2 separate regions of the Homo sapiens genome follow, and region 2 is linked to region 1. Evidence: read pairs that join two places in POLR2A ChIA-PET (ENCODE). Cell type or tissue: Panc1. All regions are shown on one strand. Links, peaks and the distances in the headings refer to the core of each region. The heading gives the core; the rest is flanking DNA.

What was found. Peaks named below come from ENCODE experiments on the same cell type or tissue, not always from the same donor. Only the 100,000 strongest peaks of a DNase experiment are listed, where the experiment ranks them.
Region 2: POLR2A ChIA-PET joins it to region 1 with 17 read pairs; 2 of 35 experiments call an interaction of 5 or more read pairs at or near these places.

What each region holds. Positions count from the first base shown.
Region 1 is chr5:143,634,231-143,640,797 of GRCh38, forward strand. No RefSeq gene overlaps it. Among named protein-coding and RNA genes, the nearest start is that of MIR5197, 42 kb to the right of the region's middle. In Panc1, for the core only: no CTCF peak of the experiment used is centred there; no DNase peak of the experiment used is centred there.
Region 2 is chr5:143,339,374-143,344,373 of GRCh38, forward strand. The region is part of intron 2 of NR3C1 (nuclear receptor subfamily 3 group C member 1); the gene reads right to left. Among named protein-coding and RNA genes, the nearest start is that of NR3C1, 62 kb to the right of the region's middle. In Panc1, for the core only: a CTCF peak has its summit at 3,915; a DNase peak (open chromatin) is centred at 2,618; H3K27ac peaks cover 2,652 bases.

The DNA of each region.
Region 1 (6,567 bases), core at 843-5,842:
TCTCAAATAAATAAGATTTGTTAACACTGACAAATATAAAGTTTTACTTTTAAGGTTACAAAATTAATTGTAGCAGGATTCAGTAGAAATCTGATTTCCTCACTGTTAAAAAAAAAAGACCAAAGAACTGACAGAATACCCAAAAATATATTATTAAGGTTATTTGTAAAAGTATAGTGCCCAGCCTAGTGGAATCCCATAGTACTCAGTATTGCTTCCATGTCTGGGATGTGGCATGGGAACCCTCTTTCAAAGGAATATTGATGATTAGAGGTTATCCTGGGAAGAAGAACCAGGATGGCTAAGATTTACAGGTCCTCATGTGCAGGCCCTCACTAGAGGCAAGCAGGCTGTTTAACTTGGAGGAGAGAAGAGTTAGGGAGGGCACGTTTACTGTCTTTAAATCCCTAACGAGGAGCCAACTTCATCTGGGTGGGTCCAGAGGGCCAAACCAGAACCAAAAGAGGAAATGTCAGAGACACTGAGATCAGTCCAATGTAAGAAAAAACTTTGACCTTATAATAATTATATCTGTGCAACAATAGAAATGACTGGATCTTGAAATAGTGAGTTGTCATTAGAAGTGTTCCAACAGAGGATGAATAACCTGTGTGGACATAAAACTCACTCAACACTTATTGCACATCTACTAAATGGCAGATGATTAGTGGGGAGTAGAAAGATTAATGTGATGTAATCCCTGATCACAGGGTGTTGGAAGTCTACAGTGGGTAGATGACAGGTAAACAGCTATTTATTCTGTGTGGTAAGTGATATTGTAGAGTTTGTGCAAACTTTTATGGAGACATTAATTCTGCTTTGGATAATCAGAAAGTATTGTGAGGAAGTTATATTTACTGAGACTTGAATAATGATCTGGAGTTTATATTGCTGGGAAATAAACTATCAATGCAGGGGAAATTCAGTGAATTGTAAAATCTAAGAAAAAAGAAGAGAAAGAAAAAGAAAAGAAAAGAAATAAAATAAAATAAAATAAAAACAGAAAGGAAGGGAGACAGAAAGTAAGACAGAAAGAAAGAAGAAAGAAAGCAAGAAAGCACAAAAGCAAGCAAGCAAGAAAGAACAAAGAAGTGGTTGCCTTATCTGGATGGCTGGTGGCTATGACTCAAGGCTCACTAGATGAAGTGGAGAGAGTAAATAAAGCCAGAGATCTTTAAAAGTCCCAGGCAGAGGCATGGAACTGGATCCAGAAGGAAAACGTCAAAGAGCATACAAGGGCGGTCCTTCCCCTGGTTTGCTTTTTTTGTGGAGAGTCAGCCACCTTTGATGCAGTTGTTCACACACTTCCAGTGGCCTGTGAAATCCCTCAGGAGCAGGGGGAGCTTATGATCTAGTTTGATGGTAGGACTTTACTGTGAAGCTTGAATCCCCCCAGATTTGCTTAGAAATATAACTGGGAGGCTGGGCGCGGTGGCTCATGCCTGTAATCCCAGCACTTAGGGAGGCCAAGGTGGGTGGATCACCTGAGGTCGGTAGTTCGAGGCCAGCCTGACCAACATGGAGAAACCCCATCTCTACTAAAAATACAAAATTAACCAGGCATGTTGGTGCGTGCTTGTAATCTCAGCTACTCGGGAGGCTGAGGCAGGAGAATCGCTTGAACCCGGAAGGCAGAGGCTGTGGTGAGCCGAGACTGCACCACTGTGCTCCAGCCTGGGCAACAAGAGCGAAACTCCATCTCCAAAAAAAAAAAAGAAAAAAGAAAGAAAAGAAATATAACTGGGAAAGATGGATGAGTTTTGGAAAAGAGGTCAGTTTTGTTTTGTTTTTCCCAAAGGGTGTGGTGAACTGAAGTAGCCAGAGGGACAAGAAGCAGGAGAGTGAATAATCATCCCTAACGCTCTGCAACATATGAGAAGAGGGGAAGCAAACCACTCACACTGACAACTCCTTTCTTTAGCTCCAATCCAGACTCAACAAAAAAGGACTTATTTGACAAAGATACATGGCACTTGATGGCAAGCAGTGGCAGTATGATAAACTGGTAAAGCAGTCCAAGACTTAAGGCCTAAGCTTTTGCTTCTGGGCTATGTGACCTTGGATGAATTACCTCACCTCTCTGAGCTTCAATAGTCTGCAAAATTTGCAAAATGAGGTACAAGTATTGATCACTCAGAGAAGCTGTGGGGATGACACAGGATAATGTTATATAGCTCTATTAGTGTGCTAGCACAGTTCTAGCCATGTAGCAGGGAGTCGTGAATTATAACCATTGTTATTATTTTATTCTTAGGAATAATACAAGTTAAAAAAGGAATTAATAGTTAGGGCTTATTGGACTTTGGGGGACAATTGATTCAACAAATTTGAGCACCTACCCTGTTCAAGGCACTCATTTTGTGCTGGGAAAACAGCACAGAAAGTCATTTCTTCCTTCAGAGAATTACATTCTATATGAGAGATACAGACAAGAAAATAAACAAACATAGATAAAGAGAAGAGCTATAAAGAAATTTAAAAAAGAACACAGGGGTCACACTATGCTTGTGCTGTGAATAAGAACATTGGCTGAACCTGCAATATTTGGGGAAGGATGTCAATTCCTGAAGGCTGACATGAGGTCTACATTGAATGTCAGACTGACTCAGTGACTTTATATCCCATATAGTCACACTTTTATGTCTTAATGAAGTCAGGTTTCAGACAAATTGGTTCATTCATTTCCGAGGACCCCCATACTTCTTTCGGTCTTGGATAAGTTGAATTACTCATTCACTAAGTATTTTGGCAGAACCTTCAACTGATGCGTATTTTTAGCGCTGGGTTCATGTGTAAAAAAAAAAATACATTTGGAGGGGCCGAATGAATAATGGAAGAGGAAAATAAAATAGCAAACTGTGTTTTTCAAACGTCAGCTTGGTAGTAATGGAGCAGAAAGTATTGGGTGATTCATAGCATATGTGAGGCTAAAAACAAACATAAGCAAAATACCAAATTGTTCAAAGTCTCACAGGGAGGGTGCCAATCATGAAAGAGCTCGAACTGACAAAAAGAGTGAGAAGGGCCAGCATAGGGGGTGTGGGGAGACAGAGACAGACATTGACATAAAATAGTAAGATTCAAGAAGAATGTTCTGTTTGAATGTGATGACCAAAAGCATATTTTTGGGAGAGTTTAGAAGAATGTCTCTCCAGAGCCCAGACGTAGCCTCTGAGTAAACAAGGAAATCGTGGCCTATATCTTTGAATTTATAGTTTGACCCTGAAAATGTGCACTTTGGTCAGCAAAATGTTAAGAGGAATTTTCAACAACAGAAGTAGCTGATAATCATGATTGTAAAAACACTTAGCGTTTCCATATAAATGTCTTCAAAGAAGAGAGTGAGCTTTTAATAACAACTCCATATTGTGAAGTCAAGGCTGTTAATGGCATATACTTTACACACAAACGACTTTAATACAATTTATGCCATCACCTTGAAACCCGTTCTAGGAAATATCTCCAAGATTTAGTTTAGATTCTTCTCTGTTATCCAGAGCTGAGCCCCTGATTCAAGCAAGCTTATCATTTATTTTTTTCTGTAGTCTCTTAAGCCTCAAATCTACCATTTATTTTTAGTTTGTGATGTTTCCTGTCTCTGAATGTCATTTTGCCAATCTCCCTCCTGGCTTCCCTCTACTCTTTGACGTTTAGCTCAAATGTCTCTCCTTCAGTGAACTTCTTAAGCAGAGTCACTCATAACTTGATCTGGTTTCCTGCAGCATTTTATACACATCTTTATAATTCCTTTGTTAATCATTCTCATGCCTATTGTTTATTTTTTGTCCTTTAGGTGCCAGGCACTGTATTAAGCATATTACCTAAATTCTTTACTTTAATACTTGCTATTGCTTTATGAGATAGATATCATTATTATTCTCATTCATGATTGAGGTTAAGTAAGTTGCTTCATTTCATCCACCTAATAAGAGATAGCATCTGACTTCTTACTCGAGAACACATACTCTCAAGTACATGCTATGTGGCCTCTCATATCACCATACTGTTTGCTTTTGCTGGTGTTGCAAGTTTATTTGTGTTCACATCTATCTCCCTCTTTACATAAAATACATGTACAGGTCTTGCCTAGGTTGGAGGGATAGATGAAATACAGGGCTGGTCAGGAGTCTATTTACTGGTTCTGTCCATGATGCAGGAGACAAAGTTGTTAGCGTAGTCAAGGTTGATTACTGGGAGGTTACTTGAAGGAAAATGCCTTAGACCGGTGGTCCCCAAAGTTTTTGGCACAACGGACCAGTTTTGTGGAAGACAATTTTTCCATGAACCAAGGAGGAGGGGTTTGTTTTGTGATGATTCAAGCACATTACATTTATTGTGCATTTTATTTCTATTATTACTACATTGTAATATATAATGAAATAATTATACAACTCACCATAATGTAGAATCAGTGGGAGACTTGGATTTGTTTTCCTCCAACTAGTCGGTCCCATCTGGGGGTGATGGGAGGAGTGACAGATTGTCAGGCATTAGGTTCTGATAAGGAGTACACAACCAAGATTCCTCGCATGTGCAGTTCACAATAGGAACTCTTCCTCCTATGGGAATCTAATGCCGCCTCTCATCTGACAGGAGGCAGAGCACAGGTGGTAATGTGAGTGATGGGGAGCGGCTGTAAACACAGATGAAGCTTTGCTTGCTCACCTGCTGCTCACCTCCTGCTGTGCAGCATGGTTCCTAACAGGCCATGGACCAGTACCAGTCTGTGGCCCAGGGACTGGGGACCCCTGCCATAGACAAAATTGGTAACAAGAGTCAAAAATCAGAAATGAAGAAAACAATTCAGGACAATGGAAGTTACATAGGAATCAAAGGTTAAGAAAGATCTTGTTCAGACAAAATTTTAATTGGACACAATATTTACACACACAGAAGAAAGGGCATTCTTTTTCACTTGGTATATACTATGCATGGCCAAGTGTTATAAACTTCTTGGATGTACTAACCATATAAATCTCAAAATAAGTTTCTAGACTCTCCTGGTATATCAGTTCCTTCTCATTTGGGACATATGCACATTTCTATTGCAATTCTTACTGCTTAGTATTGTTTAAGAGACAATCATGCCTTGTGGGGCTCAGATCTTTTCAAGAACATTGGGTATATCTTATCCATCTTTGTGGTCCAATGTCTAACAACTAGTGAGCTATAAAAGGTGGGCCAGTATGTAAATAAAATTGAAACAAACAAGAATGTTTTCTATAGCATTTGTAAAATAATTGGCTATATATTTTTTAAAAACCCTCAAAATTCATGTTTTCTATAAATAAAACACACAGTACTTTTTTTTTGTAAGTTTAAGTTCTGGGATACATGTGCAGAACGTGCAGGTTTGTTACATAGCTATACATGTGCCATGGTGGTTTGCTGCACCTGTCAACCAGTCATTTAGGTTTTAAGCCCTGCATGCATTAGTTGTTTGTCCTAATGCTCTCCATCTTCTTGCCCCCCACCCTCTGACAGGCCCCGGTGAACACACAGTACTTTTCTAGGGAGTTAAAGATTCATTCAACAACTGGGACATTTAGACAATTGAAGAGAATTTCAGAGATAATGGATCATAACTATGTTTTTCCTCTCCCTTCTTTCTTCTGGAAAGGTAGAAATATGTATCCTTTTACTGACTCCCTTGATAACTTCCCACCAAGGCCATGACATTTAGAAGGTAGTATTTATTGTAGAATTGTAAGAAATGGACATAGTTTTCATCCCTTAAATATGTTTTCTGACTACTAAAAACAGTACCTAGTGGTTGAGAAAACAATTGACCATTTATTTATGTATTTCTTCATTCATGCAATGAAAACATAGTTAAAGCCTTTTGTATGCAAGTCTTTAAGCTAGCTACCAGGAATATAATTATGAGCCAAAATAGACATGGTCTTTGCTCTCCTGCTGTTTATTATCAAATGAGGGTCATCAAGTAATTAACTAAAATTATACCTTGCAAAGGGTTTCAAAGAGAGCTATATGGTGCTATGAGAACAAATAATAGGGGAAAGAGAAGCACAATATAAGCCAAACATGGAGATGTTGGAGTAGGTAGATCTTGCTGGGTATAACATCATGTTAAGGATTCTGGTATTTACCCCAAGAGCCACAATACGTTGTAGGCACTGAGTTAATGAAATTAGATGGTGCTTTCAAAAGACTACTTTGTTTATAGTGTAGAGAATAGGACGCAGGGAACAAGAGGAAAGTAAGACACTAATTAGATGGTTTAGATGTTGGTCTAAGTGAGAGTAGATAGTAACGTGGACCAGGTTTAAGGTCTTGGGAAACTGAAAACGAACTAGTTTCACTATTTATTTATTTATTTATGTATTATTTTTGAGACAGAGTCTTGCTCTGTTGCCCAGGCTGGAGTGCAGTGGCACGATCTCCGGTCACTGCAACCTCCACCTCCTGGGTTCAAGTGATTCTCTTGCCTCAACCTCCCAAGTAGCTGGGATTATAGGCGTCTGCCACCACACCTGGCTAATTTTTGTATTTTTAGTAGAGGCAGGGTTTCGCCATGTTGGTCAGGCTGGTCTTGAACTCCTGACC
Region 2 (5,000 bases), core at 1-5,000, 300 kb before region 1:
TAATTCTCTTATCTTCTCCCCTATTTTACATTGCTGTCTTTTTGCTCTTATTTCTGGGATATTTTCTTACTTTTATCTTTCAATCCTTCAACTGAGCTTTTCATTTATGTTATCATCCTTTTAACTTTCAAGAGTTTAGTTTTATTCTCTGAATGTTCCCTTTTTCAAAATCCTTTAATTTGATAAATGCATTATTTTTCTTATTTCTGAGGATATAAGTAATAGGTTTGAGGGAAGTTTCCTTATCCAAGATGACTGCTCTGTTGTTTGTTCTGATCTCTGTCCTGAAGCTAGAAGCTCTCCCCTTCCTTTCACCCTATCCTTCTCCTCCTTCCTTCTAGGCTGAGGGTTGGTGGGGCTCCGGACTAAAGGATTCCAGACACAGCTGAGAGTAGAAATATCTTAAAAACAAAAGGAAGTTTAAGTGAGCCATTACATACCAAATTATTAATGGCATTCATTCAGTTGAAGAACACAGAGAAAAAGAAGAATGAAGAAAAATTAACAGAACTTCATGGACCTGAGAGACAGTATCAAATGGCCTTACATATGAATGGAGTCCCAGAAGGGGAAGACAATGAAAATTCAAGAGAAAGATAATGAAGACATAATGACTAGAATTAGTTAATTTAGCATGGTCACAGGACACAATATTTTTAAAACATTCTATATATGCGACAAACAATTGGAAAATAAAATTTATATTAATATAATTTAATAACTAGCAAAACACATATACACAATAGATATGGGACAAAAGATGTGCAAGAGCTTTACAGGAAAAATGAGAAAATATTGCTGAAAGGAACTAAAGATCTGAAAATATTGTTGAAATAAACTAAATATCTGACTAAATGGAGAGATATACAGTGTTCCTGGATTGGAAGACTCAATATAGACTCAATCCCCAAATTGAAGTCTCTTATACCCAAATTGATTTAATTTCAATGCAATACCAATCATAATCCCAGCAGGCTTTTTTTGTGTGTGTATAGAAATTGACAGGCTGACTCTAAAATTTATAGGGAATACAAAGGACCTGGAAGAACCTTAGACTTTGGCCCTGCCTTCTGGGGAAGGGTTAGTTATCTCTTTAAAGATGATTTTTTTTTTTTTTTTTTTTTTTTGAGACAGAGTCTCGCTCTGTCGCCCAGGCTGGAGTCCAATGGCACAATCTTGGCTCACTGCAACCTCCGCCTCCTGGGTTGAAGAGATTCCCCTGCCTCAGCCTCCCGAGTAGCTGGGATTACAGGTGCGCGCCACCACGCCCAGCTATTTTTTGTATTTTTAGTAGAGACAGGGTTTCACCATGTTGGCCAGGCTGGTCTTGAACTCCTGACCTCGTGATCCGCCCGGCTTGGCCTCCCAAAGTGCTGGGGTTACAGACATGGGCCACCACACCCGGCCAAAAGGCGATATTTTTTAAAACACATCAATTGATTTACCAAATATATATTTTTAAACTTTTAGGCTTGGGGATACATGTGAGGGTTCGTTAAATAGGTAAACACATGTCACGGGGGCTTGTTGTACATATTATTTCATCACCCAGATATTAGGCCCAGTACCCAATAGTTGTATCTTTTCTGCTCCTCTCCCTCCTCCCACCCTCAGTACCAGGAATTAAATATGAATAATGAAGGTAGCTCAGCCAATAAAACTGAATCAGTTCTTCAGTCTGTGGGCAAACACAAAATTCTTCTTTCAGAGGTTTGATAAGCTGTTGTAGTTTCGAAATGATCCAAATAATAACTTACATGACTTGATTTATTAAGAAGCCTGAAATATATTAAACAAATCACAGCTCCAAAGAATGAACAATAGGATAATGGAATGTTAAAGGAAAACAAACCAATTTAAAGGAAATTTCCATCTGCAAAAGGCTTAGTAGGATCTGCTAACTCAGAATCAGGAGTGTTCTTTAATTTATGAGGTTCTCATTTCAGTACTTTAAAAAATTAACGGTAAATGGCCCCATGGCTTATAGCAAAAGGAGACATTCTATTTAAGCAAAGTTATTAGAACAATGGTGATTGTGAGAAGAGCTGAAAACAAAAGTCAGTCACTCAGCAACTAGAATGCCAGAAAGAAAAAAGAAAAGACAAAAATAGAAATACATCTACCACTGGTCCTTTCAGGACATCTGGATACATGGCTCATAACTACCCCAAGTAACATCCCTTTCAAACACAAGAAGAGAAGTCTTCTAACTGCCAAAACTGTTCTAACAGAACATGTGTATCATATCCTAATTAGTATTAGCATATTTTTTGACCACCAGAAAGTTGAAAGTGAAATGATGTTATTTAATATAAACCTGTTCTTAAATAATACTTCTCCTAAGAATATTTTTTAGTTATTAAAATAGAATTTTGGGGAAAGAAAAGACCCACTTCAAATACTCTGTGGTCAAATATAAAATTATAATTTACAACAGATAATATATTCAAATGCCCTCAAATTTTATTATGAATTGAACTGAAATATTAGTACTATGGGCTTAACATCAATAATTTTATAGCAAAGAAAATACAGAGAGGGAGGAGGGGCAAAATGAATGTCTTTTTATCACATGTCCTGACTCACTTCTACTGGTGCTTGTCCAGGATGATGCAATTATTGAATCATAAGCTGTTCCACTGATGCCATGTTCAAAATGACAAGTCTCAGTCTCTCAGACTTTCAACAAGAATCTACGACAGCCACAGTCAAAACAGTATGAATAACAAAAAGGTGCCATGCAGGTGTTTCACAGAAAAAAAAAAACCAAGAAACTATTACATTTTAAGAATTAAAATTTCTTTCCTTCTGGTTACTTCGTTTAGTCTGTTCATTTTTTATGATCATACTATAATGACGGAGGCTAACTCTTGCTTAGTACGTGGCAGGCACTATGCCAAATCATCTACAGGAATTATCTTGGTTATTTTAATCTTGGCAACATCTCTGAGAATGGGTTCTATTAATATCCCCACTTAAGGGATAAGGAAACTGAGGCTTAGAAGGTCTACTGTCCAAGGTCACCAAGGTGGTGGCTCTGTGAGAACTGGAATCTAGATTCTCAGACCTCCAGGGGAGGAGTTTACTCAATGCATTCTGTTGTTGCTCTCCATATTGATGACATATCAATGACATTTATTATGGAAAAACATTTGCTGAATCAATTTAAGAGAAGTTGGAAATGTCAGTAAAAACCTTCATAGCAGTATGAGAATATGTTTCCAAAAACCAGGAGAAGGAGATGCCCCAAAATGTTTTAAGAAGGAATCAGAAAGTCCTGAGCAAGGAAGCATCGAAAAATGATCGAGTTCCTAGCCAGGAGCCAGGAAATGTGCTTTGTAATTGGAATTATAACTGCCCTGAGTAAAACAGATTGTGTTTTCATGAAGCTTCAACAGCTCATTGTAGGAGACATACAAGGAAAAGGCCAGTTAAAATACACTGTGATTCATGCCGCCATGTGAGAATATCAAAGGACCTTTAGACATAGAGAGGTGTCAGAGAAGTCTTCTGATTTGCTACGAGCTGGAAAGGTAAGTAGAGAGGGAAGTCGAGGAAGAGAAGACAGTCATGTGTGAAGTTTCCTGGCACCCAGAGTATAGCTCTTTTAGGGGAACCCAAAGACAACAGAAGATGACAAAAAAATATACTAAATAACACTAGAAAACACTGTCCAACCAAGGTTCTAAGTGATCTGAAAGTCACAGGTTAAATTTCATAAGGACAAATATAAGATAGCATCTAGGGAATGGAAAGTGACAAGCACAATGGTCATACTGCCTTTTCATATTTAGAATGGCACAGTATTCTAGTGCAATGCAGAGCCCAGAACTAGGAAATGGGCAACTACTGGGATTCCAGATATCTTTCTATCACCAACTCACAGGGTGACAATCAACAGCTCTTTCAGCTTCCCTGGGTTTCGGCTCCCTCTTTGGTAACTCATGGATAAAGCTAATTGTCTAGCAGGAGGCAGGTTGCTTGACCTGATAGTCTCCTCGGGACTTTCTAAAATCAATGACTCTCTAACTCAGATACATGATGGCTAACAACCAGGGATGAACAACAATACTATCTTAATGAGAACCACTAATAGAAATTAACACTATGTGTGAGGTAGGTACTATTATTATCCCCATTATATAGACAAAGAAAAATGCAAACTCAGAGAAGTTAAATTATCTGCACAATTTCATATAACTAGCCATTAGTGGAGTCAGAGTTCTCTTTCAGGCATCCCAGCTACAGAGTCCATATCCCTAACCATCAGAATATGCCATATGCTTCCTCTTTCTTACAAGTTGCAATATTCCCAGTATTGTTACTCTGTGTGTATTTATGATACGTAACTTTTTAATCTTCATAATATTCTTGGAAGGTGTTATTCCCATTCAGAGATGAAATCAAAACCTTGAGAGTTCCTACAGGGATTTAGTTGTGGCACTGGGCCTAGATTTTATCATGACCTCTATCACTATGCTCTTTCAAATACAGCAAATTATAGAGATTAAATAAACCAGCATCATAGATAAATGAACTGCAAATCTCATTCACTCAATTTTTTGTCATCAATTAATTTATAAAAAGAATATTAGTATTAACAAAAGATATTTTACTTTTATAAATCAGTCACTGTCAGCTATTTTTTTTTCTAAATTGTAGAATTTTACTAATTATGTTCCTTTTGGACTGTATAAGATGTAGCACCTTTAAGTTATTTAACTATGACATAGTGCTTAGAATTTAAACATTTTTAAACATTATATTTTGCTATGGCTCATTTGGAAAATCTAAGCTTTAAAAAGACTAAGACAAATTAGGTAAGAGAGAAAAAGTAGACTCCCAACAATTTTTCATACCCATATCGTACAAAAGTTTGCTTTTCTAATATTATAAAGCCAATTCTTAAATTTTATTTCAGCATGTCCTGATAGTACACAGGTGAAACCAAACAACCACCACATCAAAATAATAGCAAAGACAACAACTAATACTAATTA